2 separate regions of the Homo sapiens genome follow, and region 2 is linked to region 1. A link is an interaction called in ENCODE POLR2A ChIA-PET data of the cell type or tissue named here. Cell type or tissue: PC-9. All regions are shown on one strand. Links, peaks and the distances in the headings refer to the core of each region. The heading gives the core; the rest is flanking DNA.

The links. ChIA-PET counts read pairs that join two places held together with the same protein. Peaks named below come from ENCODE experiments on the same cell type or tissue, not always from the same donor. Only the 100,000 strongest peaks of a DNase experiment are listed, where the experiment ranks them.
Region 2: POLR2A ChIA-PET joins it to region 1 with 6 read pairs; 5 of 35 experiments call an interaction of 5 or more read pairs at or near these places.

What each region holds. Positions count from the first base shown.
Region 1 is chr3:177,219,735-177,235,343 of GRCh38, reverse strand. It overlaps LOC107986053 (a long non-coding RNA gene), which reads right to left and starts at 8,957. Exons shown (of 3, transcript XR_001740576.2): 1 at 8,905-8,957; 2 at 4,867-4,954. In PC-9, for the core only: no CTCF peak of the experiment used is centred there; no DNase peak of the experiment used is centred there.
Region 2 is chr3:177,369,186-177,384,794 of GRCh38, reverse strand. No RefSeq gene overlaps it. Among named protein-coding and RNA genes, the nearest start is that of LINC00578, 65 kb to the left of the region's middle. RefSeq lists an enhancer at 6,349-6,528. In PC-9, for the core only: no CTCF peak of the experiment used is centred there; a DNase peak (open chromatin) is centred at 7,394.

The sequences.
Region 1 (15,609 bases), core at 2,899-10,898:
GCCATTGCACTCCAGCCTGGGCGACAGTGCGAGACTCCATCTCAAAAAAAAAAAAAAAAAGAAAAGAAAAGAACAACAACAACAAAAAAACCCCAAAAATCAATGCTCTGCAGAGGAAATACCAAAGGCCAATTAGCTTACAAAGAGATTTTTTACCTCAGTAATAAGAAAAAAAAATTAAAACAGCGATGAGATAGATGGCAAAAATCAAAATGATTAATAGGAGTCTAAGAAACACTATACAGAATTATACCAGGCCCGGCATGGTGGCTCACACCTGTAATCCCAGCACTTTGGGAGGCCGAGGCAGGTGGATCACGAGGTCAGAAGTACGAGACCAGCCTGGCCAACATAGTGAAACCCAGTCTCTACTAAAAATACAAAAATTAGCCAGAGTGGTGGCGCACACCTATAGTCCCAGCTACTCGGGAGGCTGAGGCAGGGAGAATCGCTTGAACCCAGGAGGCGGAGGTTGCAGTGAGCCGAGATCGCGCCACTGTACTCCAGCCTGGGTGACAGAGCGGGACTCTTGTCTCAAAGAAAAAAAAAAAAATAGACCTTCCCTTACAGTGATGGTGAGAATATAGATGGCAGTGCCTCTTTCTGAGGGCTATTTGTCAGTGGTTCTTAAAATGCATATTCTCTTCAACCCAGCTCTAGCTTTTTATCTTACAGAAATTTGTATGTACACAAAAATGTACGGGCAGGATATTCATTGAAGCATCATTCATAGTAGGAAAAAATGAAAAACCAGCCTAAATGCTCAACAATAGTGGAGTGTGAACTAAATTATAGAGCATCTATGCCATAGACTCTTACACAAAGCAGTAAAAAAGAATGAGAGGAATGTAATTAAAATTTCAGGAAAAACAAAAACAAAACTCCGTGAGAAAAGGTGCGATGCTAATATTTTTAAATGTGCCATGATTTTGAGCATTTGGTAGATTGGAACAGGGAGAATTCATTGTATTCATTCTTTGACTATTACCAGTGTTGTCATATTGGAACAATAGAGCAGGAAATACATCACATTGTTTATCTCTGCAGTGAATAATATTTACATAGTCATGATAACTTAAGTGCTGTTTATTACTTTTCATCTTTTAGAATCAACCTATAGTCCAAACACAGTGGCTCATGCCTGTAATCTCAATACTTTGGGAGGCTGAGGCAGGCAGACCACTTGAGCTCAGGAGTTTGAGACCAGCCTGGGCAACACAGTGAGACCTCATCTCTACCAAAAATTTAAAAATAAAAATTAGTCTGGCATGATAGTGTGCGCCTGTAGTCCCAGCTACTCAGGAGGCCAAGGTGGAAGGATCGCTTGAGCCCAGGAGATTGAGGCTGCAGTGAGCCATGATTGCACCACTTCACTTTAGCCTGGGTGACAGAATGAGATCCTGTCTCAAAAAAAAAAAAAAAAAAAAGAAAAGAAAAAAAGACAAGAATCGACCTATAAAACATTAAATACTTAAGGTTTAAAAGATCCAAAATGTTGGCCGGGCACGGTGGCGGGCGCCTGTGATGCCAGCTACTCGGGAGGCTGAGGCAGGAGAATGGCGTGAACCCGGGAGGCGGAGCTTGCAGTGAGCCGAGATCACGCCACTGCACTGCAGTCTGGGCGACAGAGCAAGACCTCGTCTCAAAAAAAAGAAAAAATAAAAAAGATCCAAAATGTTACCAACAAAAATTGTTGGGGCTGGGCACGGTGACTCATGCCTGTAGTCCCAGCACTTTCACAGGCCGAGGCAGGCAGATCATCTGAGGTTGGGAGTTCGAGACCAGCCTGACCAACACAGCAAAACCCAGTCTCTACTAAAAATACAAAAATTAGCCAGGCGTAGTGGCGCGTGCCTGTAATCCCAGGTACTCGGGAGGTTTAAGCAGGAGAATCGCTTGAACTTGGGAGGCAGAAGTTGTGGTGAGCCAAGACTGCACCATTGCACTCCAGCCTGGGCAACAAGAGCGAAACTCCATCTCAAAAAAAAAAGAAAAAAAAAAAGAAGAAAAAAAGTGTTATCAACCATAACAATAATGCAGTAAAAGTAACACTGGCATAATGTAGTGGGCTAGGAAGCAAGATGGCTTTGTGTAAGGATGTGCCAGATATTGCTCACCAGGGAAGATACAGAAGGAGCAAATAAGTCAGAGTAGAACTCAGCTATCATTAATACATTTGTATGCCTTGACATTCTCCTTTATCTTTATTTGACATTGGAAGGAATAGTGCAGAAACTCAGAGGACATTAAGGTGTTTTTAGGGTTTAATTTTAATTTTTTTTTTTTTGAGATAGGGTCTCACTCTGTCAATAAGGCTGGAGTGCAGTGGTGCGGTCATTGCAACCCCCTCTAGGATTCAAGCAATTCTTCTGCCTCAGCCTCTTGAGTAGCTGGGATTACAGGTGCCTGCCACTACACCCAGCTAATTTTGTATTTTTAGTAGAGATGGAGTTTCACCATGTTGATCAGGCTGGTCTCGAACTCCTGACCTCAAGTGATCCACCCGCCTTGGTCTCCCAAAGTGCAGGGATTAGAGGCATAAGCCACCGTACCCAGCCTAAAGTGTTTTTAAATAGTAAATAGGTAGTTGGCTATCAGATCAAATGTTTTTTCTTTTATAATGCTACCACTTTTAGCTATGACTCAAGACAGTTGGCTTTTTGGTAAGGATAATAATATATTATAATTGGGGCTTAAGAGATAATTATATTAGATAATTAAATGCTCTTTAAATCATATTAGTGTAATGTTACTTTTCTGTTTTTCTCATTTGGTATTATATTAAATATTATAGAAATATCAAATGTGTTACTTTAATAGATATTGATCTGAATGGGGAAATTAAAGAGGGACACTGGATTCTTTACATGGATATACTTGGGAACATTTTAAAAATATCTTTTAATGATGATTCTACTCTACACACCTAAAATGTAAAATAGACAAGATTTTCCAGATAATTAGATTAAAAAATACATTCACAGGGATATCAAGATATTTAGGTCTTTGAGGGCTTTTTTTTTTTTTTTGAGACGGAGTCTCACTGTGTCACCTGGGCTGGAGTGCAGTGGTGTGATCTCGGCTCACTGCAACCTCCGCCTCCCAGGTTCAAGCAATTCTCCTGCCCAGCCTCCAAAGTAGCTAGGATTACAGGCACACACCACCACGCCTGGATAATTTTTGTATTTTTAGAAGAGACGGGGTTTCACCATGTTGGTCAGGATGGTCTCGATCTCTTGACCTCGTGATCCCCCCGCCTTGGCCTCCCAAAGTGCTGGGATTACAGGTGTGAGCTACCGAGCCTGGCCCTCTTTTTCTTAATAAGTAGAAATTTGACCGGGTGCTTCCTAGCATCCGGAGGCTGCTGGAGACTCTGCTGACTTCAAGGGCTGCCCATCACCAGTAACAAAGGAAAAAGCCAATGGTGGTTGCCATCTCTCTTCTGCCTTCCAAATCTCTCACCAGTATATCTGATTGGCAGAACTCAAGCTATGTCTGAAACTGTGCTGGCAAGGGAGTATGAGACATGTTCCCAGATTTCCAGCCCCTGCAAAACAGGGGAGATAGAAGACTGTAAAAAGTGCTAGATGCCAATAGACAATATCTGGCTCACTTGTGTATTAACAAATCAATAAGAGTAGCTCTGTTTGACTACAATAGAAACATTAAATATGTATAAAGAAGACTGATTATTGGTTAAAGAGAGTTGGAGAAAGGGGGAAGGAAGGGAGAGAAAGCTAAACCTATAGATGGAATAGATTAGATAGATATTTACTAGAGATCTATTATGACCCTAAAGCAGGAAAATTACAACATTAAAAGCAGTCCTTTAGGACAGTGAGAGAATAGATTTTGTGTTTGTGTGGTGTCGCAGTGGAAAAAAAGAGGAAGTAGAGATGAAGTAGAGAAATCTTTTAAGAGATAATTTTAGGAATCCACCAGTGAGAGGCTATGAAGATTAGAGTAAAAGTGGTAAAGCTGGGTGCGGTGGCTCACACCTGTAATCCCAACACTTTGGGAGGCTGAGGCAGGCATCAGGAGTTCAAGACCAGCCTGGCCAACATAGTGAAACCCTGTCTCTACTAAAAATGTAAAAATTAGCCAGGCGTGGTGGTGGGTGCCTGTAATCCCAGCTACTCGGGAGTCTGAGGCAGGAGAATTGTGTGAACCCGGGAGGCAGAGGTTGCAGTGAGCCAAGATCGAATCATTGCACTCTAGCCAGGGCGACAGAGTGAGACTCCATCTCAAAAAAAAAAAAGTCCTAAGAGTGGAGACCAATGGGCATACGTGAGAGATACGGCCCCTAGGTCCAGAAAAAGAAACTTGTCCCTAGAATATTCTAATGTCTATCAGTGGCCACATTCTCTGACTGATCTGTGGCTCCAACTTCAGTCTCCTGGGGAGCAGCAAGCCAGCTATGCAGAGCTGGCTCAATCACATCTCACGGCCTCTCCAATCAGCTCCATCAGCAAATAATCCTTTCCTGATAAAGAACCCAGGTCTGCTTCTGCATTTTTATCTCCTTTCCAACTTCTTTGGAGTAATTACACTAAGTATGGAAATGAGGTAAGGTGACCCGAGGAATTCATCAGGTTCCCCTCTTGCCCATTGTCTAAAGTAAAGCTACAAACTCCTTTGTCGCACTCCAACATTCTTACAACGAACTCCATTTTCTACTCCAGCCCCACTGGAACACGGCTTCGGTCATGCTGATCTTACCATTTCCTGCATTCACTCATTCATTCATTCACATGCTCTTCAATCAACAAGTATTTATTGAGGAGCTACTCTGCACCAGGCCCTGCTGAGGATTTAGAAGTTAAACGGCAAAACAATAACAAAAAATCCCTGCATTATGGAGCTTACCTTCTAGTATAGAGTGTGTTAGGAGGTAAGTGCAGGGCTTCAGTCTAGGAGTTTGAGATCGACCTGGGAAAATGGTGAGACCCTGTCTCTAAAAAAAAAAAAAAAAAAATTAGTGGGATATGATGGCACATGCTTAGAGTCCTACCTACTTGGGAGGCTGAGGTGGGAGGGTCGCTTGAGCCCAGGAGTTCAAGGTTACAGTGAGCTATGATTGTACCACTGCACTCCAACTTGAGTGACAGTGAGATCTTGTCTCTAAAAAAAAAAAAAAAGAAGGTAAGTGCAGGGAAGAAAAATGCTATAATGCCATCTTCATCTTCATGGAGTTATTTCTGTTTTTTTTATGTTTTTTTTTTTTTTGGTGGTGGTTGTTGTTGTTGTTAGCTTTCAAACCCAATCTTCTTCTCAACATTCACAGCATATTTTCTTTGTATTCTGTGCCTTGCGTAACCCCTTTGGCACAACAACCCATCCTGTTCAATGCCTCTAATTGTCTGTCATGTCTCTGTGTGCTATTTATAACACAACACTCCCCTCTTCCAAAAAGGATTGTATAGAATCAATGTGGTCACATGTAAACACAGGAGCTTGAGAATTTTTCTTGTAAATGTTCAGTGAGATCATATGACTTCTGTAGCAAGATGATAATGTTTTATAAGAATCCAATTGATGTATCTGAAGTCATAAAGTAAAACTTGGAAACAAAAAATAAAATGACTAATATTAGAAATTTAGGGTTAGGACAGGAGGCAGAGGTTGCAGTGAGCCGAGATCACACCACTGCACTCCAGCCTGGGCAACAGAGTAAGACTCTGTCTCAAAAAAAAAAAAAGAAAGAAAGAAATTGAGAGTTAGGAAAGTAAAGGGAGAGATAGGGTCAAAGCCGAATTGGGACAGATTTATAAAAGATGAAGAGTACTTTTTAACAAAACCATAGAGACAGAGAAAAAACGTAGATAGAGGTATTTTCCTGGAGTAGAATATTTTGAAAACAACATTGTGAGTGGAATACTTAAGAGAAAGAACATGAGAATGTAGACAGGGAAGAGGTGGAGCAACATCGGAAGGAAAGAATGTGTTAATACAGCTCTGTTTAAAATAGTGTCCTACGGGTCACTTGAGGTCAGGAGTTCGAGACCAGACTGGCCAGCACAGCGAAACCCCATCTCTACTAAAAATAGAAAAATTAGCCAGGCATGGTGGCATGCATCTGTAATCCCAGCTACTCAAGAGGCTGAGGCGTAAGATTCGCTTGAACCCGGGATGCAAAGTTTGCGGTGAGCTGAAATCAGGCCACTGCACTCCAGCCTGCATGACAGAGCAAGACTCTGTCTCAAGAAAAAAAAATAATAATAATAATAGTGAGAGGTGGCAGTGTGCTGGCAGCCCTCGCTCGCTCTCGGTGCCTCCTCGGCCTTGGCGCCCATTCTGGCTGCGCTTGAGGAGCCCTTCAGCCTGCCACTGCACTGTGGGAGCCCCTCTCTGGGCTGGCCGGGGCTGGAGCCGGCTCCCTCTGCTTGTGGGGAGGTGTGGAGGTAGAGGCGTGGGCAGGAACCTGGGCCAGCGTGAGTTCCGGGTGGGCGTGGGCTGGGTGGGCCCCGCACTCGGAGCGGCAGTGAGGGGCTTAGCACTGGGGCCAGCATCTGGGAGGAGGCGCCAGGTCCCCCAGCACTGCTGGCCCACCCGGGCCACACTCGAATTCTTGCCAGGCCTCAACCACCTCCCTGCGGTGGGCTCCCGAGAGGCCCAAGCCTCCCTAACAGGTGCTGCCCCCTGCTTGTGGCACTGGTCCCATCCACGGCCCAAGGGCTGAGGAGTGCGGGCCCACAGCACAGGATTGGCGGGCAGCTCCGCCTGCGGCCCCAGCACAGGATCCACTAGGGGAAGCCAGGTGGGCTCTTGAGTCCAGTGGGGACTTGGAGAACTTTTATGTGTAGTTGGAGGATTGTAAATGCACCAATCAGCACTCTGTGTCTAGCTTGGGGTTCATGGATGCACCAATCAGCACTCTGTATCTAGCTAATCTGGTGGGGACTTGGACAACTTTTGTGCCTAGCTGGAGGATTGTAAACGCACCAATCAGCACTCTGTGTCTAGCTCGGGGGGGGGGGGGGGGGGGGGGTGGTTCGTGGATGCACCAATCAGAACTCTGTGTCTAGCTCAGGAATTGTAAACTTGTAAACGCATCAATCAGCACTCTGTGTCTAGCTGAAGGTTGGTAAATGCACCAATCAGTGCTCTGTGTCTAGCTAATCTAGTGGGGATTTGGAGAACTTTTATGTCTAGCTTTGTAAATGCACCAATCAGCACTCTGTGTGTAGCTCAGGGATTGTAAATGCACCAATCAGCACCCTGTCAAAACGGACCAATCAACTCTCTGTAAAACGGACCAATCAGCTCTCTGTAAAATGGACCAATCAGCAGGATGTGGGTGGGGCCAGATAAGGGAATAAAAGCAGGCTGCCCAAGCCAGCAGCGGTTGCAGTGAGCTGAGATTGCACCATTGTGCTCCAATCTGGGCAACAAGAGCAAGACTCTGTCTCAAAAACAACAACAACAAAAAAAAGTGATGTGACTGGCAGCACCCTATGCCTTATTCCCAGTTTGAAAGTAGGTATAGTGCCTTTCTAACCACAGCAATCAGGTAAGATTGAAGGCAACAGTACAAAGGAAGAGTCAAGAAAGACATTATCCTAATATTGTAAATATACATTGCTAGAAGTAGGAGGAAGAAGAGCAACAACAAAGCAACTCTATTTTTAAAAGTCATTTAAAAAATTTGTTTTCCGGCCAGGTGTGCTGGCTCACACCTGTAATCCCAGCACTTTGGGATGCCAAGATGGGCAGATTGCTTGAGCCCAGGGCTTTGAGACCAGCATGGGCAACGTGGTGAAATGCCAGCTCTACAAAAAAATACAAAAATTACCCAGGAGTTGTGGTGTGAGCCTGTAGTCCCAGCTACTCAGGGTTGAGGCGGGAGAATCACCTGAATCCAGGAGTTCGAGGCTGCAGTGAGCCATGATTGCGCCACTGCACTCCAGCCTGGATAAGAGTGAGATCCTCTCTCAAACAAAAATAAAATAAATAAATAAATGGGGCTTCAGCCATCAGGGCATCTGTTGGAGGTTTCCCGGTGGCAAAAAGCAAAGCATCTGATTAATTAGTAACTTCTTTTTCTGACAATTTAATCTCTTACACAGTAGAAGAAACAACCGGGATAACTGCTACTTTGAATTTAAGTCTAGCCAGAAAAAGAGAAGCTAGTTGTAAAATGGATTTTGGGTCTGAGGAGAAAGTGTCCAGGTCACTTTAGATTTTGCGGTAGCCAATGATGTCAAATGTGCTTTTAGATACCAGGAAATTAGATTTTAAGAAGTCGAAGGGGAAGGGCGCAGTGGCTTATGCTGGTAATGCCAGTAATTTTGAGAGACTGAGGCAGGTGGGTCACCTGAGGTCAGGAGTTCGAGACCAGCCTGGCCAACATGGTGAAACCCCATCTCTACTAAAAATACAAAAATTAGCCCGGCACAGTGGTGCGCACCTGTAATCCCAGCTACTCGGGAGGCTGAGACAGGAGAATTGCTTTCACTCTGGAGGCGGAGGTTGCAGTGAGCCGAGATTGTGCCACTGCACTCCAGCCTGGGTGACAGAGCAAGACTCTAACTCAAAAAATAAATAAATAAAATAAGTTGAAGGGAAAAATAAGTCATTTGCAAAGGTCTAAAATTCTACAGGAAAGATTATTTTAAAAGCCTTTAAAAAGCGACATTTTCAACTCAACAAATATTTGTTGATCACTACTACCAGGGGCTGTAATTCTCACAAGGAATTTATCATCTGTGGAGGGAGGAAAATGAGATAAGCACTCAGGTACCCAGCTACCATTTATTGAACATCTACTGTGAAAAACAATATGATTCATAATTTATATAATATTTATAATATTTACAAATACTCTGCAAGGAAGATATTACCTTCAGTTAACAAACAAAGAGATTAAATGTTTAGACTAGTTATGTAAATTGCTCAAAGACTCACAGCTCATGAGGAAATCAGCTCCAGTCCCATTCTTCTTGGATTATTGAATCCACCTGGTAAGGCAAAAAGGGAACTTTGCTTTGTTCTGCTTCTCCCATATGTACTCAAGAACACCAAGAGTTCATTTGTATGTATTTGTCTCCTAAAATGGGCAACTGTTAACAGCTGACTGCAAAGGAATAAAATTGGTTTCATCTTTGAAATTGAGAATATCTGCTAAACTTTGTAGGAGAATCAATTAATTGAATGAAAGGCTTACCATCACCATCCCTTCTATATTTAAAATCTCCTGAACTGTCAGGAACTTCAGAAAATCGTCACTTAAAATACAACTGTTTAATGACAGGATGTGTAAAAAAATTGTATCTTACCATCCTAAGTTATATATTTTTAAAAATAGATCAACTCTTTAATGTTGAAAGTAACTTAGTTGTACAATGTGTTTAGAAGCTTAAAATGTTGGCTGGGCACGGTGGCTCACGCCTATAATACCAGCACTTTGGGAGGCCGAGGAGGGTGGATCACAAGGTCAGGATTTCAAGACCAGCCTGGCCAACATGGTGAAACCCTGTCTCTACTAAAAATACAAAAATAAGCCGGGCATGGTGGCGTGCGCCTGTAGTCCCAGCTACTCAGGAGGCTGAGGCAGGAGAATTGCTTGAACCCAGGAGGCGGAGTTTGTGGTGAGGCGAGATTGTGCCATTGCCCTTCAGCCTGGGCGACAAAGCGAGACTCCGTCTCAAAAAAAAAAAAAAGCTTAAACTGTTTTTTGGTTTTTGTTTTGTTTCATTTTTGAGACAGGGTCTTGCTGTCACCCAGGCTGGAGTGCAGTGGCTCAATTCTCCCACCTAAATAGCTGGAACTACAGACGCACGTCACCATGCCCATCTAATTTTTAAATTTTTGGTTGAGACAGGGGTCTCCCTAAGTTGCCCAGGCTGGTGTCAAACTCCTGGGCTCAAGCGATCCTCCAGCTTTGGCCTCCCAAAATGCTGAGCTTACAGACATGAGCCACTGTGCCTGACCTAGTAGTTTAAAATGTTAAGTAGATACAATTATTATATAAGAGTTTTTCTTGAAACATTTAATAAGTTACACAATAGATTAAAATGGTTATTTAAAACTAAATAAAACTGAAGACTTTATCAATTATATACTGATAAGTTTTGACATATACATATGAATACATATATATTCAATTTGAGTGAATATATGTTAAACATATATATTTATATATGTTAAACATATATTTATATATGTTAAACATATATATTTATATATGTTAAACATATATTTATATATGTTAAACATCTACTTTCTTCCCTATAGTAAATTCTTTTTTTTTTTTTTGAGACAGAGTCTTGCTCTGTCACCCAGGCTGGAGTGCAGTGGAACGATCTCGGCTCACTGCAACCTCCACCTCCTGGGTTCAAGCCATTCTCCTGGCTCAGCCTCCCGCGTAGCTGGGATTACAGGCATGCACCACCACGCCCAGCTAATTTTTGTATTTTTGGTAGAGACAGGGTTTCACCATGTTGGCCAGGCTGGTTTCGAACTCCTGACCTCGTGATCTGCCCGCCTCAGCCTCCCAAAGCGCTGGGATTACAGGCATGAGCCACCGTGCCCGGCCTGTTAGTTAATTCTTGACTGAATTATTGGAATATTAAATTTCAAATCCACATTTACCTATTTAAATTCAACTCATATGTTTTAGTTAAAAATAATAAAGCCAATGAGGTCACAAGATGGGAGTGGTCTAGGAATTAAGTCTTCAGAAGTTCACTGCCTCTGGTACTTGAGGCAGCAGCCCAGGAGGTAGTTTTAGTCAAAGAAGTTCATTGCACTGAAAGAACCACATAGTTAACCACACCCTATTTCCTGTATATTTCTGGATGGTGAAAATATCCAATAAACTGAACATGAAGATTATATTATAACAGCTTTTATTGTATACAACACTTGCTTTCCTGAAAGGTGTCCATGCTTTCCTTTCAGTGGCAAAAAACAAAAAACAAAACAAAACAAAAAACCAAACATGTTTAGAAGTAAATAATGATGAAATTTGGTCCATTCACATCTCTCCCTACACAGAAAATTTTGAGAAACTCATAACACATCTTTAATCAGTTATTTGCTTTGTACAGAGACACATGTATATAGAATTCTTCAAAATTCTCTTGTTACCTACAGGGCTGCCTTGCTGTTGGGGTGGACCCAGAATAAGTAGCATGATGAAGGTTGTAATGGGACTGGGATCTAGCCAGCTCCCTCTGGCCAAGACTTGACTTCTGGTCCAAGAGGAGGAAGGTGTACCTGGTTCTAATCAGTCCACACAGAATGGGCACAAAGGACCTGGCTGTGTTGCCTGAGGCTCTCTAGGGCCCTGCTCTCATAAATAAGAAGGACGAAGGAGGTAGCCTACAAAAAGACTTTCTTCTTATAGGTGTATGGGAATTAATGTATAAATGTAACCTCAGCTTGGCCCTTATGGGCTCTGTACCTTTTTTTTTTGAGACGGAGTCTCACTCTGTTGCCCAGGCTGGAGTGCAGTGGCATGATCTCAGCTCAACTGCAACCTCCGCCTCCTAGGTTCAAGCAATTCTCTGCCTCAGCCTCCCCAGTAGCTGGGATTACAGGCATGCACCACCACACCCAGCTATTTTTTTGTATTTTTAGGGTTTCATCATGTTGGTCAGGCTGGTCTCGAACTACTGACTGCAGGTGATCCACCCGCCTCGGCCTCCCAAAGTGCTGGGATTACAGGTTTGAGCTGCTGCGCCCAGCTTCTGTACATTCTTTTCTTTTCTTTTCTTTTTTTGAGATGGAGTTTTGCTCTTGTTGCCCAGGTTGGAACGCAATGGCATGATCTCGGCTCACTGCAACCTCCACCTCTCAGGTTCAAGCAATTCTCCTGCCTCAGCCTCCCAAGTAGCTGGGATTACAGGCATGCGCCACTACGCCTGGCTAATTTTGTATTTTTAGTAGAGAGGCGGTTTCTCCATGTTGGTCAGGCTGGTCTCGAACTCCCGACCTCGGGTGATCTACCCACCTCGGCCTCCCAAAATGCTGTGATTACAGGTGTGAGCCACCACGCCCAGCCCTTTCGTACATTCTGAACGCATAGATCTAAGACTACAGAGAGCAGGGCCATAGCATCTGTGTTTTGCTAAAGGGAGTGGGATGGAGTGTAATCAAGTACTAGCTATGCTTGCACACTTCTCGACCAGTGAGCACTGATATAATTCTTCTGGCCCTCAAAGAGCATAACCTTATTTGTCGATCAAAAATCTGGCCTCGGCCTGGCATGGTGGCTCACACCTGTAATCCTAGCAGTTTGGGAGGCCTGGGTGGGCAGATAACCTGAGGTCGGGGAAGTCGAGACCAGCCTGACCAACATGGAGAAAACCCATCTCTACTAAAAATACAAAATTAGCCGGGTGTGGTGGCACATGTCTGTAATCCCCACTACTTGGGAGGCTGAGACAGGAGAATTGCTTGAACCCGGGAGGTGGAGGTTGTGAGCTGAGATGGTGCCATTGCACTCCGGCCTGGGCAACAAGAGCAAACAAAGCTCCATCTCAAAAAAAAAAAAAAAAAAATCTGGCCTCAAATAGACCCCTGGCCAATAATATTTTATGGCTCTGATGGGAAAAATATTTAATAATTTGTACTCTTCACACCTCCTTATAATCCCTCTTGATCCTAATTACTGCCTGAACTAGAATCCCAGGGTGCGAAAAAGTGAAGGATCCTTTGAGATCAAGCCCATCAGCCTCTTGCCTTCTGCATGCCAGAACTGAGACCACTTTGTGCTTTCTTTCCCTCTTAATTCTTCCGATATGTTCACATTTTGCATCATTCACAACCTCCTGAGCAAGAAAATATGAGCAAGAAAATCTTGTTCACTGAAAATCTTGCTCTGCATAGCTCCCAGCCCAAACTAAAGAGTGTAAGAGAAAGAAAATAAGAAAACTACATGCTTCAAGAACTTAAAGCACTGTTGTCCTTCATTATATATTATTTGTACACCATACAAACCTTTTGTTTCATTAGTAAAAAAACTTCTTTGAGAGTAGGGGCTGTGTTTTTAAAATTATCTTTTAATATACGTGGAATGTAGTACAGTATCATGAATGCCCAGGAGTTTAATAAATTATTTGTTGGTGATGAGCAGGTCTATTCCCTGGCCTACCAGGAATATCCCACATAATCATCCCAGACAGATGAGAATCCATTCTTGCTTTTAAAGATCTCCAGGGAGTGAGAATCTAAACCTTCTTCCATAACTCATTTCAGTGTCTAATAAGCCTTAGTGTCTGCTGGAAGATTCTTCCCAAGAAGGTGGCATTTAGGAATGCTACCTAGTAAATGCTAGAAGGCACTGGAGCCAGTCGCTTGAATTACTACTAGGAACTACCCTGGGAGGAGGGAGAAGTGTGGGAGCCTAGGTGGGTGCTGATGGGGAAGGCAGTCAAATGAGGAAGAAAAAGGGCAGAGAGTAGGTTCCTTTCCTGCTCAGAGGAAGTGGCATCATACACACTTGGTAGTAGAGTTGTCCAGTGTTAATATGATTTGAGATGGGTAGTAGTCAGGAAGTCGTAGAGTTGGGAGAGCTCTATAATGGTGGAAGGCAAGTCTACCGTTGGCTCCCCAGCTTTTTATACCCTCTCTGAAGCAGTCTCCCTATGAAGATAAAATTGCTGTTACTATTCCCCATTATTATTCCATGGATGCCAGGGTTTTCTGTTAGTAGAAAAGGAATCCAAAGGCCAGAAGCAGTGGCTCACACCTGTAATCCCAGCACTTTGGGAGGCCAAGGTGGGTGGATCACCTGAGATCAGGAGTTCAAGATCAGCCTGGCCAACATGGTGAAACCCCATCTCTACTAAAAATACAAAAAAATTAGCCGGGAGTGGTGGTGGGCACCTGTAATCCCAGCTACTCAGGAGGTTGAGGCAGGAGAATCGCTTGAACCCGGGAGGCGGAGGTTGCAGTGAGCCAAGATCGTGCCATTGCACTCCAGCCTGGGCAAGAGCAAAACTCCGTCTCAAAAAAAAAAAAAGAGGAATCTGCATACCCTAGCTGTGCAAAAAGCGATCTGAATACTTCCTCTGTAAGGGTGCACGTGCAGGAGTGTGCACACACGAGCATGTACATGTGTGTCAAGAAGCTTGGCTGGCGTGCACCCCCACACCCAGCTAATTTTTGTTAGCCAGAATGACAGGACGTGAATGAAGGAAGGGTTAGTAGGAAACTTGCAACCTCTCTGGTCAAAGCAGACACAGACAAGGGATTCTGATTAGGGCTGAAAATCAGACCTGAGGCTCAAACAGAGGAACTACAAATTCAGGGAAAGTCTAGAAGAGGAAGGGGGAAGGCCAGGTGCAGGGAGAATAAGTGGGGAAGTACAGGCCAGAGAAAGTAGGACTGTTCAGTTATCTGCACTGGAAGAGGTGACACAGAGTTCTGCCTCCAGGAAAATAGGTTGGCAGGATCCAGTTCAGAGGTAGGCTTCAGCCCTCTGGTTAGGATATAGGACAGGGCTTCTGACCACCCTCTGTCCATGTCCTTCCTGAATGGAAGGGCAACAGGAATGCTGTGATCAGGGAATCTAGGCAGAAGGAAGGCAGGAAGGTGGCCCGGCCTCCCTACTAGGGGCTTAGGATGAAATGTAACTGGATGGAGTAAGTACTGCTGGATAGATTTGAGGAAATATTTAGATTGGGAACAACCAAAACAAGTTTCAAATCCTGTTAGGCCCTGATTGTTTGGAGGAGAGAAAACAGCCTGCAACAAGCTGGAAGCTTGCTTTGAGGTAACTGAGAGCAGGGGAGGATCGGGCACACAAGGCCAGCAGAAGGGATTGGTACCTCAGTGACGACCAAGAAATTAGTCACTTAGGAGAACTAGGTCATTTTGGGTGAAGAATGACCTGGTTCACCATACCTTAGTGTATCTTTCTCGAGGTCCCCACAGAGAAGGCATTTGATTGGAGAACTGTGGGAAGCAATGGATTTCAAAAACTAGGATAATACAACAAGCCCTAGTGATGTGAAGAACGTGGAGAGGAAGTGTAGGTGGAAGCGAGTGAGTCATAAACAGTGGTTCGTGAACCTTCTAAAGACTGTCAACCCCTTGGAATAGAACAAAGGCTGTGTACTGTTTCAACCCTTATTTCATATTAGCCCCCACAAGTCATTTTCTATAGCCCTGCAGGAACCTGATGTTATTTCGCCCAAATTGTAAACGATTTATTTTATGAATGCTGAATCACAAAACTATGGTTGAAGAAAACACTCTCCACATAAAAGAAATGAATCCCTAACCTGTATCCTACATTTTTATTTTTCTCCCTCCTGTGTGTATGTGTGTGTGTGTGTGTGTGTGTGTACTGTTGATTAGTATCTATTCCAGATATCAGCATTTTCTTTAAAACACAAGAGTTTTCTGTTTGTTTGTTTTTTTGAGAAGGAGTGTCACTCTGTTGCCCAGGCTGGAGTACAGTCGGCACGATTTCAGTTCACTGCAACCTCTGCCTCCCAGGCAATTCTCCGGCCTCAGCTTCCCATGTAGCTGGGATTACAGGCACCCACCACCATGCCAAGCTAATTTTTGTATTTTTAGCAGAGATGGGGTTTCACCATGTTGGCCAGGCTGCTCTCAAACTCCTGACCTCAGGTGATCTGCCTGCCTTGGCCTCCCAAA
Region 2 (15,609 bases), core at 2,543-10,542, 150 kb before region 1:
TTCGTCCCCTCGGGCATCCCTTCAGAAGTTAATTTATTCTATAATGTTGCTGAACTATTCGACATTTTAAAAGTATTAGCTAATGGCACTATATCTATCATTGAAATAGTATAGTAGCTACACAGTATTATCCAATCTCATGACATAACTAGGCATAGAAAGTTCCACTGCAGATAGGACAAAATAGACTACAAATAATACCGAAAATCATCTTTATTTCTAGGAGGCATGGTGGGTGACATTCTTTTTTGGACTTTCGCATTTTTATTTTCTCATAATGACAACTTGGCTGAGTATTAAAATGTTGGCTCCTCCAGGCATGGTGGTGCACACCTGTAGTCCTAGCTATTCAGGAAGCTAAGGTGGGAGGATCACCTGAGCATGGAATTTGAGGCTTCAGAGAGCCAAGATTGTGACACTGCACTTCAGCCTAGGTAACAGTGAGACCTTATCTCAAAACAAAACAAATTAAAAAAAAAATGTTGACTAACTGTACCCCCTCAAATCCCAAAGATATTATTCTATTGAGTTTTTTTATTATTTTTTACCACTGACCTATTGGAAATCCAAGGCAGTTTGCATTTTAATCCTTTGTAGGCAAAATATTGTTATTGTGGTTGTTTAGTGGGGCAGGGATGAGAGCTAGATGAAGGTTAGGATGCCTATAGGAAACTGTTTAAGAATGTATCTACGTGTTAGTGTTGCAATATTCAAATGGGCAAACTCAGGTCTTTCTTCAGCTGAGAAATGTGTTACTTGCATTATATCTTTAACTTTTTTTTTGAGACAGAGTCTCGCTCTGTCGCTCAGGCTGGAGTGCAGTGGTATGATCTTGGCTCACTGCAGCCTCCGCCTCCCAGGGTCAGCAATTCTCCTGCCTCAGCATCCCGAGTAGCTGGGATTACAGGCACCCATCACCACACCTGGTTAATTTTTTTTTTATTTTTAGTAGAGACGGGGTTTCACCATGTTGGCCAGGCTGGTCTCGAACTCCTGACCTCAGGTGATCCACCCGCCTCGGCCTCCCAAAGTGCTGGCATTACAGGCATGAGCCACAGCTCCCGGCCTATCTTTAATTATTTTATGTCTATTTCATCGAACAGATTTGTAGCATAGTTAGAATTCATTTCATGGACATTTTTGTGGTAGTGCAGGAAGTCAATTTTGAGCAGGGCAAAGACAAATACGGGAAAATACATTACGAGTCTCCTGCAAAACATTAAAAGATACAGAGGGCACTACTAACAAAAGGATAGAGAAGAAGTAGATGGGAGAAATATGTAAGAAGTAAAATCTGAAACTACCTAACTTAGTGATTAATTAGATATGAGGGAATAGGAAAAATTAGAGTAAATGCTCACATAATGTATGGGTAACAGTGTCACTGACACCATCATTAATTATGATTAGACACATAGGGGAAGGAACAAGTTGAGGTGTCTGTGTGTTCTAGCTATCTAGTGTTGCGTGACGAACCACCCCAAAACTCAAGGTTTTAAAATAGCAATCACATTTATCTTACCAATTAGCAATTTGGGCCGAGCTCAGTGGGGAAATCTCACCTCGACTCCATGTGGTATCAATCAGGGCAGCTTGACCTGAAGCTGGATGCTCCAGTTCCAAGACAGCTCACTCGCACACAGCTGGCAAGTTGGTGCTGGCCGCCTGCTGGGACCTCTGCCAGGCTGTCTGCTCCAACACCTATATGTGGGTTCTCCATGTGGCTCTCTGACTTTTTCACAGCATGGTGTCCGGGGTCCAAAAGCAAACATCCCAAAACACAGCAAATGGAAGCCATCAGCTTCTCGAGGCTTGAACCTGACACCATATTACTTGCACTATATTCTACTGATCAAGCAGTCATAAAGCCCAGGCTCAAAACGAGAGACATAGACCCCACTTCTCAATAGGAGGCATTTCATATAGTTTTGCAGCCATGTTTTGAAACCTCCATACTGTAGGACATCTTAAGTCCCACTGTGGGACAGATAAGTTCAATAAATAATTTCATTTACAAATCTTAAAGGAACCTTTAGGAAAGAGGTCAAAAAACATATTCCAACTTGGGAAATATAGACAGAGGGACATTTACTGTAATTTTAATGAAGTTTAACTTTCATGCCCCTTACTTCCAAGATGAGGACTTGTACTTAATTTTATATATTTTTCTTACAGAGAAGCTCCAAAATTTTATAAGCTTCAGACTCCATAAAATTTTATGTACCCCTGGGTAAAATTTAAATAAGAGTAGATGAGATTTTCTGAGGAGACTGTATAGAATGAAAAGAGCAGTGGTGTAAGAATGGAAACCTGCAAATGTCAATATATTCACACCATGAGGAGAGAAAGAGGAAAGGGATTAGGAAGGAGATATTTAGAATATAATCAGAGAGTTAGGAGGATATCAGGAAAGAATTTTGTCAAACATACCAGGCAGTAGAAAGTTTCAGAAAGAAGTGGTTGGTAAATAGTCTCAAAATAAAGCATGAAGTTTGAAAAAAAAACTAAAAAAGAATCCTGTTCAGTCAGCATCATGAAGATTCATTAGCAACCTTGTCAAAGCAACAGAAGCTATTTTTCGGCATGTTGAGAATAAATGTTAATTTTAAAAAAATGGAGCTAGCAAGAGATTTGGCTGGCAAACATTAGAAATAGATGCAGGTGTAAGCGGTTGGGAACTAGAAAAATACATCTTTCAGAGGCTGTTTTCAGCAAAAATACAAGGGATACAAAAATATATAAAATATATATTTAAAATACATATAAATATATTATATAATATTTATATTTACATAATATATTTATATGCATTTTATATTTTATATATAATATATAAATATATTTTTATATATTTATATATTTATATTTATATTTTTTTATATATTATGTATTTTGTATACTTTGTATTTTTGCTGAAAGCAGGCTCTGAAAGATGTATTTTTCTAGTTCCCAACCTCTTACACCTGCATCTATTTCTAATGTTATATTATATACAGTTATATAGACTATTATTATATATAATATAATAATTATATAGAATATTATTATATAATATAATAATTATATAGAATATTATTATATAATATAATAATTATATAGAGTATTATTATAAATAATATAATAATTATGTAGACTACTATATATAATATAATTATTATATTATATATTATATTACTGTATTATATATTAATTATATTATATATTATTATATTAATATATTATATGTTAAAATACATTTTTAAAATATATTATAAATATTTTATATAATAAATATCTATAATAAATAATTATAAATAATATATATTTAAAATAATAAATATAAAATATAAATAAAAAATACAAAGTATACAAAAATATAATTGTAACTATTAAAGAAGTTAAAGCAATATCTTCAAGTATTTCCACAATGAAATGCCAATCTCAGATGGCTTCATGCAAAAATTCTCCCAATTTTTCAAGAAAAAAATCATCTGTCTTACACAATTTCTTCTAGGAAATATGCCACCAAATCATTTTACACAATCAGCATAAAACTGATACCAAAGTCATGCAGACATTAGAAAAGGGGTAAATTTTGGCCTTTTTAGTTCATAAATAAAGATGCAAAAATTTTAAACAAATTACTAGCAAAGCCAATTGGAATAGTATAGATAAAAAATAACATCCCATAATCAAGTTGCAATTATCTCAGGAATGCAGGGATGGTTTAATATCAGAAAAATCTATAATGTGGTTCAATGCATTAACAGATTAAAAAAGAAAACCATTGCTGGGCACAGTGACTCACGCCTGTAATCCCAGCACTTTGGGAAGCCGAGGTGGATGGATTACCTGAGGTCAGGCGTTCGAGACCAGCCTGGCCAACATGACGAAACCCCATCACTACTAAAAATACAAAAATTAGCCAGGTAAGGTGGCAGGCACCTGTAATTCCAGCTACTCAGAAGGATGAGGCAGGAGAATCACTTGAACCTGGGAGGCAAAGGTTGCAGTGAGCCGAGATCATGCCACTGCATTCCAGCCTGAGCGACAAGGGTGAAACTACATCTCAAAAAAAAAAAAGAAAAGAAAACCATATGACCATTTTAATAAATGCAGGAATAGAATTTGATAAAATTCAACATAATACAAACTCATAGTAAGAGAACAGAAGTGATCTTCTTAGGCATAGTACCTATTATCAGAAAATGTTGGTAGTATCCTCTTTAAAGTCAGGAATGAAACATTATCATTACTTCTCATCAACGTTATACTGAAGGCTCCATTTATACCAAACACCTAAGTACCCCCTCTTCTCCCAGTTTCTGTGCTAATCTCACCTCTCAGTCTGCTTTGCTAACTTGGTCTCTACCTGACAGTCACAGAGCATCTAGTTCCTCCAATCTTCCTCTCAATCTGAGCTGTACAATTGAACCAGTCTTGAAATTTATGGATGTTTAGCCAGACACAGTGACTCACATTTGTAATCCCAGTACTTTGGGAGGCAGAGGCGGGAGGACCAGTTGAGCCCAGGAGTTCAAGACCAGCCTGGGCAACATAGAGAGACCTTATCTCTACAAAAAAATAAATAAAATTAGCTGGACACAGTGGTGCATGCCTGTAGTCCCAGCTACTCAGGAAGCTAAGGCAGGAGGATCCCTTGAGCCCTGGAGGCTGAGGCTGCTGTGAGCCAAGATTGTGCCACTGCACTCCAGCCTGGGTGAGAGAAAGAGACCCTGCTTCCAAAAAAAAAAAAAAGAAAAGAAATTTATGAATTATTGAGTTCCACCTTTAGAAACTCCTATTTGATTGGTCTGGGCATACATAGCATGGGCATCTGAATTTTCTGTATCTCCTCAGGTAATTCTAATGTATAGCTCAGGTTGAGAACCACTAGATTACAGTTAAAAAAAAAAAAAAAGGAAGGAGAGAGGAGAAAAGGAAAGGGAAAGAAGAGTAGAGCAGTAAGTGATTCTCAAACATGGCCGCACATTAAAATCACCTATGACCTTTATACAACCCTGATGCCCAGATTCCCTTCTATATTGATTCTGAAATCAGAATCTGTGGAGGTATGATCCTGGCATAGTATATTTTAAAAGATTCCACATAGCTTTCTTATATGCTGTCAAGATTGACAACAACTGCTTCCTTTTTTTTTTTTTTTTTTTTTTTTTTTTGAGACAGAGTCTTACTCTGTTGCCCAGGCTGGAGTGCAATGGCGCAATCTCGGCTCACTGCAACCTCCACCTCCTGGGTTCAAACGATTCTCCTGCTTCAGCCTCCTGAGTAGCTGGGACTACAAGTGCACACCACCACGCCCAGATAATTTTTGTATTTTTAGTAGAGACGGTGTTTCACCACATTGGCCAGGCTGGTCTCAAATTCCTGACCTCAAGTGATCCACCCACCTCAGCCTCCCAAAGTGCTGGGATTACAGGAGTAAGCCACTGTGCCTGACTGGCACAAACACTTTAAATCCAACTGTCAACTCTGCGTCTTCTTTTGTAAGTCGCCTGGCTGCCCAAAGGCCCAAGGCTTCTCCTCCCTCACACCTGTGCCCATATATTCACTTCTGTCCACTAGGCAGCAGACTCCACAAGGGTGAGGGTTGTGACTTTCCTGTGTGTTATATATGAGAGCCGAAGCAAAGTTTCTCAAATCTCCCTTAGCTAGAAATAAGATTGTTTCCACATTACTGGCATATTCTGCAAACACAAATGAAGATTAATGGCTAAAAAGAGGAGAGGTACAGGAGCAAGAACCCAGGGAAGTGTTGATATTACCGATTTTAAAAGATGTGTGGGGGGTAAGTGGGAAACAGCACAAGACAGGGAGGAGTCAGCCTATAGTGAAATATGCACTAGAAATAGACCAGCCCTCTCCCCTTCAGAAGCACAAAACACATGGCAAGAACGGAGTCTGCCTCCACTCCCATCAAGCTCTGCACTACATTTCCCAGAAGTGACTTTTTCCACCCTTTCTTTCCCCTCTTTTCCATCAGTATTAAAGCCGGGCGCAATGGCTCACACCTGTAATCCCAGCACTTTGAGAGGCAGAGGTGGGTGGATCACTTGGGGTCAGGAGTTCGAGACCATCCTGGCCAACCAACACGATGAAACCCCATCTCTACTAAAAATACAAAAATTAGCCAGGCATGGTGGCGGGCACCTGTAATCCCAGCTACTCAGGATGCTGAGGCACGAGAATCACTTGAACCCGGGAGGCAGAGGTTGCAGTGAGCCGAGATCTTGCCATTGCACTATAGCCTGGGCAACAAGAGCGAAATTCTGTCTCAAAAGAAAAACAAAAAATAAAAAATAAATAAAGGGGTGAAAAGGGACTCCCCTAACCCTCACTGCCACAGTGGTGAGAAAAGAAATCTTCTCACACCCCTAGAATCCACATAGTAAGAAGGGACTTTCCTGCCTACGTGACAAGATGGGAATCCCCTGTCACAGAAGCATCTAGAAAGTAAGGGATGTCCGTCCGTAAATAGAGTATGCACCTCCCAGCCAAGGAAACCGATCTTCCTTGAAGAACAGCTCTATCTACACGTTTCATACACTGTCTCATTGAATCTGCTTTATCATTCCCATTTTACAGACGAGGAATCTGAACTTGTCCATGGTCACAGAACCAGTGAGTGGTAGAATCCAGTTGTCAGTCAATACATGTCAGAATAGTTCCAAAATCACTGTTTCTTCCATTGTAAAATGCACTAAGTTGTCCTCGTGGTCAACTTATTTTAGTTTTTTGTTTGTTTTTTCCTTTTTTTTCTATAGGTGGGGCAAGAGGCAAAGAAGATGTTTTATGTTTTTTGTTTTTGAGACGGTGTCTCACTCTGTCTCCCAGGCTGGAGTGCAGTGGAGCAATCTCTGCTCACTATAACCTCCGCCTCCCAGGCTCAAGGGATTCTTCTTCCTCCACCTCCCTAGTAGCTGGGATTACAATCACTCACCGCCACACCTGGCTAATTTTTGTATTTTTAGTAGAGACGGGGTTTCACCATGTTGGCCAGGCTGGTTTTGAACTCCTGACCTCAAATGATCCACCCGCCTCGGCCTCCCAAAGTGCTGGGATTACAAGCATGAGCCACTGCACCAGGCCAAGAAGATAGTTTTAAAGGGAGAAGTCAAACAAGATGGTAAAGGCTAAAAAATTGTTCTCAAAATGTTTCCAAAATATCCCTTATCATCTTGAGACGGAAGGCAACTCATTGTTGATCTCATGTTAAAGCAACACAGAATAACACCATAAACTTTTTCCATCTACCGTTATCAAGATCAAGGAACCTGGGATTTGTCTTTGTAAATATTATTGACAAACTCCAGGCCAGCGGGGGAAACCCCTATATAGCCCTAGGGAACACACTTAGCCCAGCCTATGTTCCCCAGCATTCTCGGGTAAAACCCAGCTTTCCCCAGGCAAAAGGTGAAGGTGCATAGGAAGTCCAACCCTGTTTGGGAGACTGCCAGACAGAGCCGCCTTCTCAGACCCACTCACCTGGAGCTAAGGTGCCAACACGGGCGTCACTTGAAAATAAGCAGAAAAGCTCTGCAAGTCCCGGCACGGCCACACCACCTCTGCAGTTGCTTCCATTGGAATCACTCCCTGACTCGCTGCTATGCCAGTTTATTTTGTTGCTTATATTCATTAGATGAAAATGATTTAATTAGGCGATTACGTTCGGGCTTGTTTGGTGTGCAGTATCACTCCTGCATTTTTTGGTTGTGTCCACGTATTTAAACCTCAGGGGAAAGGAGAATATTTTTATTCCCATGGCACCTGTCCTTTAGGACAAATTAAATATTGTTTTCTCTTGCTGCCTACCTCATGATCTCACTGCTTTGGGGCTGCATAATGAGAAAGAAACCATTTCAGTAATTGCCATATTGTGAAGAGCTGTAGGGAACGTTATAGCTACTGTATCATAGTACTGAAGTTTTCGTTTATAGGAATAAAAATAGTGATAGAGGAGAGTCCACAAATGCATTGTTTTTCAAGGCTGGCTCAGTCTTTGACTATCTGTGCCCCCTTGATAAAAAATGGCCAAAGATATGCAGACATAGTCTAACTCCTCTTTTCTCATCTGTGCACGTTCAGGAGAAGCAACCATGAACATGAAACAAAAGGGGAAAAACACAGAATGTTTCAGTGCCGTGCATGCAACTGATGCTCAAAGAAAAAAAAGAAAAATACTTGGCCGGGCGTAGTGGTTCATGCCTGTAATTCCAGCCCTTTGGGGGGCCGAGGTGGGTAGAACACTTAAAGGTCAGGAGTTTGAGACCAGCCTGGGCAACATGGTGAAACACCGTCTCTACTAAAAATACAAAAATTAGCTGGGCGTGGTGGCGTACGCCTGTAGTCCCAGCCACTCAGGAGGCTGAGGCAGGAGAATCGCCTGAACCTGGGAGGTGGAGGTTGCAGTGAGCTGAGATTGTGCCAGTGCACTTCAGCCTGGGTGACAGAGCAAGACTCCATCTCAAAAAAAAAAAAAAAATACGGCTGGGTGTGATGGCTCACGCCTGTAATCCCAGCACTTTGGGAGGCTGAGGCGGGTGGATCACAAGGTCAGGAGATTGAGACCATCCTGTGATTGGTGAAACCTCGTCTCTACTAAAAATCCAAAAAAAAAAAAAATTAGCCAGGCGTGGTGGCGGGCGCCTGTAGTCCCAGCTACTCGGGAGGCTGAGGCAGAAGAATGGCATGAACCCGGGAGGCGGAGCTTGCAGTCAGCCGAGAATGCGCCACTGCACTCCAGCCTGGGCGACAGAGCGAGACTCCGTCTCAAAAAAAAAAAAAAAAAAAAAAAAAAAACAAACCTGCTGATTTGATTTTTAATATGATTTACATTCTAGGTCTTTTCAAATGCCCTCAACATTAAAGACTAATGCTTCTGAACAAAAGCAAGTTCTCTCGTTCCCCAGGAGTCCCCTCTGTACTTTCCAATCCCCTCCCCCTCCAAATCACTCATACAACCCTTCCATAATTTTTCTCAGGCTCAATCCTATACATAAAGTACCATCTTTCTGATTAGGATCTCACATTTTATCATTTAGTAGCTCCTGAAATCTTTGCTCCTCCTAGGAATGCCTTTTAATCTGTCTCCCATACCCACACACACTAGGATGTGATTCCTATCATTCCTCTTCTCGAAACATCTCACAAAATTAATGTACTTATTTGCCTATAGGTAACAAAGACTTTATTTCGTATGTCTGCTCCTTGTTCAACTGCTTTCCCCCATAATGATACAGCAGTGAATATAGTAAGAAAACAGGAATCCATCTGCTGTGTTGGAGACAATCTCTATACCCAGTTTGCTCCTTGTCTGCAGTGATACTTATGATGGCATTTAAGAGAGCCTAGGGAGAAAACCAGACTGGAAACTTGCTATTTCAGTTATCACAAGCAAGAACAGGGCATCCTGCTTGCCTGTCTGTCCTCATTGGTGTCACAGGCATAGGTTACACTCGTCCATGCCCATAAGAAAATATCAGAAAATGACTGAACCATGATCGCTTTTTAAAATTGTGATTCACATATCATACTCATCACATCATTCAAGCCTCTTTGTGGCCGGACGCGGTGGCTCACTCCTGTAATCCCAGCACTTTGGGGGGTTGAGGCAGGAGGATCACCTGAGGACAGGAGTTCGAGACCAGCCTGGCCAACATGGTGAAACTCTGTCTCTACTTAAAATACAAAAATTAGCCGAGCGTGGTGGCACATGCCTGTAATCCCAGCCACTCAGGAGGCTGAGGCAGGAGAATCGCTTGAACCTGGGAGGTGGAGGTTGCAGTGAGCCAAGATCGCGCCATTGCACTCCAGCCTGGGGGATAAGAGCTAGACTTCGTCTCAAAAACAAAGCCTCTTTGCCCATGGCAGCAAGGCTCTGGGGTTTTTACTTTGTTGTTGCCGTTGTTGTTGTATTACCTTGAGTGTTTATAAAAACATCTCAGGTATTTCTGAGTAAACCAGCTGCTTCTGCTCCACTCGTGAATTTTGCAGTTTACTGGGTTCTAGCTCCATGTCAAATGGTAGCTATATAAACAATCTCCTCTACACATGTCCTTTACATGCACAGGAGAGGGCCTGCCTGGTACAGCCTGCCATCCATCCATCAATCCATCCATTCAGAATATTTTTATTAATGGCTTGCAATGCATTGTTCTGGGCATTGAGGATATTACCCTAAACAAGGCAGACAGGAACCCCATACTATGAAAATTACCCTGTAAGATAGAAGCCTCTTTCCTGACCTCTAGATGAAGTCCCAGAGGAAGCCTGCCTCTGTCCTTTTGTAGACTTTCTATAGTTATAACAGGCTTAGCTGGGGCGGCATCCTGCTCTGCTGTTAGTTTTCTGTTCCCCACTGCAGCACGGGTGAATCAGAGCAAGTAATAATCATTGGTTTGTACAGTGCCCATTTCTAGATTTTATTTCATAAACCTATGCCCAGTTCACATCTAGTAATAGAACGTGCTCAGACACTGTGACTGCTGTGCCAGTCAAAGCCAAGAGACATTCCTAATTCAACTGGATAATATTTTAATGTGTAAAACTTGTGGCTTTTTTTAGACAAGAAACATATTAAAAGAATGCCTAATTCTATCCAGTTCAAAGATTATAAGAGTTGGATGCAAAGATCTACAATTTAAGGTTCAGATCTTAAGATTTGTGATCTTACAATTTACGTATCTTAAGAGCCAAAAAAATGAAAAATCCAGTCCAGCATGGCTGCTTCCTGAGCCCTTGCCTTAACTTGGTACAATTAGATATTGCAGATTGCATATCTAAAAGCCAGTTAAGTAGCAGACTTCCCTGACAGACAAAACTAGGAAAAGCTTCAGTCGAACCTAGTGGACATCGGATCACCCCAAATGGAGGCCATTTACCCAGCAACTATGAAAAGAAGCCTGCCAGAACATTTTAGTTCTACACGACACTCTACTAATACCCAGGCCATCTTCTCCAGGCATTAAGTGCCTTCAACAAGCCAAGAAGGCAACTCCCATAATCAAGTAGAAAGGTGATGCAAACTAAGTATTTTGTGTCCCTCCAAAATTCATATGTTGAGGCCTAAATCTCCAATGTGATGATATTTTAAAGGTGGGGCCTTAGGTAGGTAATTAGATTATGAATGGGATTGGTGACTTTATAAGAGACATTAGAGAAATGATCTCTTTCTCCACCAAGTGAGGGTACAATGAAAACACTGTCGTCTGTAAACCAGGAAGACGACCTTTGCCAAGACCCTTACTATGCTGGTGCCATGATCTTAGATTTCCAGCTCCAGAACTGTGAGAAAAGTTTCTGTTATTTAACACACCCAGTCTATGGCAATTTGTTATAGCAGCTGGAACTGACTAAGACTGAGGGCAATCCTCAAAATTCATCAGGGTAATACATTTGCTTCATAATAGATAAGCATCTTTTTAAAAAAATTTTTTTGACATTTTTATAGAGACACGGTCTCACTGTGTTGACCAGGCTGGTCTCAAACTCCTGGCCTCAAGCAATCCTCCCATCTCGGCCTCCCAAAGTGCTGGGATTACAGGCATGTGCTATCATGACCAGCCAGATAAGCATCCTTTAATTCCCATAAATTTTGGAAATTGAGTTGATAAATGCTTAATAAAAAAAAAAACCTGTAATCTTTATAATTTTGTTATTAAGGGATATGTGAATATTTGGAATTTAAAAAGTCACATGAGACTTTGGCCTCTTCATGTAACAGTTCAGCCCTGTAATTCCACCTTAAAATATATGATTGAGTTATTGATTTAGAGTTTAGATTTACACAATTTTAATGATATAATATTGGAAGATTTAAGAGATTTTAGTGTTCCCATAGCTGAATTTGATTTGTTAGATTTACAACAGTTATTTAAATACTTAGAAAAGGTCTGTTAGCTAAAGCAAGCAACTAAAGTCTATAAAAGGAAAATCAAGCACATTTAAATCATAAATGAAATTTAAAGTGTTCCAGGCTGTTTATTTAAGTTTGTGAAAAGGACCAAATATTAGTCAAAGGCTGCTTTAAAAATGATTGTTAAAATTTGCTCGATTTATAAACAGAAAAATAAGATTTATAAACTGAACTTAAAAGCTTAAAAAGAACTACATGTGTGGATTTGTAACATTAATTAATTGATTATTAATTTTTAAAGCGAAAAAACTCAGTAATCTTTTCTGCACACAAAAACTGCCTTGAAGGATAATTTTTAAGCCATATTTAACAACCTTCTTGGGAACTCAGTGAGTGAATGAGGAAAAAGAATTACGCTCACGAAGAAAAGGTAGATAAAATATATTTTTAAAAATATGGCCCAGAGTTAAAACTAAATAGTATGCTTTCACTTACCCTCTCCTACCTTCCAGTAAATGCAGGAGAAATGCTACAAGATAATGTGGATGAAGCAAAAGATCAGAATTATTCAACAATTTTTATTATTGAGTACCTACTCTATGTTTTACACTATGGGAAAATGCAAGAATATGTGGCATTTATAATCTAGTGAGGCAGGTAAGACTCACAAATCTGAAACAGAGAACAGAATGATTCAGTTCAATAAACACTTATTGAGAGCCAGCCTTGCAACAGATATAGTGACTGGCTCCAGGGAGGGGGAGGCGGCTGGGCTCAAAAACAAACAATAAGCTTTATAATTAAGTGCTAAATTGCGTGTTGCAGAAGTCAAGTGAGAAGCATTCAAAGAGAGATAACAAAGTCTATTGGAACAGCTGAGATTTATGGATGAGGTAAGAATTGATCTGGGCTTTGAAGGATGGAAAGGACTTCAATAGGCAAAGGGGGTGGGGCTGGAAGAGAGGGGCACTATGAATCTAGTGTGCAAGGGAAGCAACAAAAGAAACCAGCAGAAATGCTACACATTGAATGACAGTGGAATTAGATCATGGAGCAATTTCTAAATTACACAAAACTAAAATTAAAGCTAGTTACTAGACTAAGCTACTAAACAATAATAAAAGCAATAATAATTACTACCAAACATTGAGAGGAGGTGGCATAAAATAAGATAAATCCTCATATGCCATAGCAATGAGTCAATAGGTACTATTTAAATTTGATTAATCATAAAAAAATTATGAGCATATATTACTAAACCTTTTGTGATAAACACCAAAGGAAAGATAAAGCTAAAATAGGTTGTCTCTGGGGCTGGAACTAAGGATGAGGAGGGTGGGGGACCAGAGAATCTTGTTATAAACTTTTCTGCACAATTTGAGTTGATACCACATGATTGTATCACTTTGATCCAAATATGAATATTCAAAACAAATAAACTCAGTTATTAGGCCATGTTTGTTTGACCCAGAGGTAGATTTACTACTAAGCTAATAAAGCCTAAGCCCTGATTCCTTCCAAGACCTACATCTAATTTTGTATGTATGTACTTTCTAATTTTTTTTTTAAAAAGGCCTTCCCACAGTCATATAAGCACCAGGCCCTGGATGACCCTGGTTTGAACTACAGTCTTTTTCATTTCTCACAGTTCTTTAATGCCTTTCTTCCTTGACATTTCCTAGAAAGAACCTAGTCTCTCTACTTTTTATGTTACTTTTAATCAAGGCATATGGTCTTAGTTATGCTAATAAATAATCTTGCTTCAAAATAAAATCTCTACTTGATTCAGTAAACAATATCGAGGCACGTAGTTTTGTTGTTGTTGTTGTCCATGAAAAGAGTATATTCTTTTATTGTTTTTTGTCCATACATGTTAAGTTTCAACTTTCAATAATAAAATTCAATAAATTTGATTCCTTCATCATAAAAACTTGCTTTACACATTATTTACATGTTGCCAAAGTCCATGCAAAACATCACAAGGATTTGATTGACTCCATGCATGATGCCATCACACAGAAGGAGGAGGGAGCTAATCCAGTAACATACATTCAAAGATTAAATTATAGATACGTACAGTGTATTTAGCACTGTTCATTAATATTATAACACCTTCCTCTCAAAGACAGGCATTCTTAAGCGTTAATCACAATATACCAGAATTTGCACTTAGATTTTTAAACAAAGAAATGAACAAGGGGGAGTGGTGATCTAAAAAAACGTCCCCTTGACAGAGTTTGAATTGAAGTTGGGAGAGCCTGGAAGCACAGGGACCAGTTGGCAACTGTTGCAGTAACTGCTTGGTGAGATATAAAGGCTTGGATCAGCTGGTAATAGAAGTAATGAAGAAAATGAGACAGATGCAGGGGCTATTTTAGAAAGGAATTGACCAGGTCGGGTTACCAGCTAAAGACCTGCCCTACAAATAGTTAGGATACTTCCAAGTTACACTTTGGGATAGAGCTTGATTTTTCACTCATTTTTTGGCAAATGTCTCACAGGCTTCAACTGAAAAGTTGACCAGTAAAGCCAATTTGAATGAATGCAGCCTGCCAGTCCCTCTGTAATTCTAGTCAAATATTTATGGATGGAATTCTACCAGTGACTTTCTTTTAATAACAAAATCATGAATTGTCTAGCCCTGGATATGTATTCATATTCTTGTACACAATCTTAGGAGCATGTGCTGATGAGACAGGCTAATAAATGGATTCAATTAAAACAGCTGACAATCTTTTGGACCAAGGGAGTTCTCACTTGGACAGTTTATATAGCTGCCTATATTCTTACTGCGGCAGATTCTTAACAAATCCACGTCCTAGAAGAAGAGGCACATCACAAAACTGTTCTGCAATAGTAAAGCTACGTGGCAAACAAAAACAAATCCCAAGCTAAAGAATTTGGGGGAGAACATCTAATATTTTGTATTGGTCTTGTGACTTGTATTTCTTAATATCTCTACAATGTATTTTGAGTAGTGTGTCTACATCATGAGGATTCTGAATACATAAACTGTAGGTCTTTGAATTTCTCTGTGGAAATAAGAAATTTAAAATCATGTTTGTATGCAGCCAACCCAGCACAGCTGACCTGAAAAGTGAAGCCACTTAATAATGCACCTGGGTTGTTTCCTGATTGATTGATGATTGATTGACTGTCATGCATATGGAGAAATTAGCAGCCAGGCTTGAAACTTGGTAGGAACTGCTCTCCTTTATCTTTCATCCTCTGTCATGGGTTGGTTTTTTTGTTTTTTTGTTTTGGGGGTTTGTTTGGTGGGTTTTGTTTTTGTTTTTGTTTTGTTTTTTTTTTTGAGTCGGAGTCTCACTCTGTCGCCCAGGCTGGAGTGCAGTGGCGCAATCTCGGCTCACTGCAAGCTCTGCCTCCTGGGTTCATGCCATTCTCCCACCTCAGCCTCCCGAGTAGCTGGGACTACAGGCGCCCGCCACCATGCCTGGCTAATTTTTTGTATTTTTAGTAGAGATGGGGTTTCACCATGTTAGCCAGGACGGTCTCGATCTCCTGACTCGTGATCCACCCGCCTCAGCCTACCAAAGTGCTGGGATTACAGGCGTGAGCCACCGAGCCTGGCCCACGGTGGGTTGTTTTTGTTGTTGTTGTTGTCGTTGTTTGTCTTACAAATGGAGCCTAGGCGGGGCACGGTGGCTCACGCCTGTAATCTCAGCACTTTGGGAGGCTGAGGTGAACAGATCACGAGGTCAGGAGTTCAAGACTAGCCTGGCCAACATGGTGAA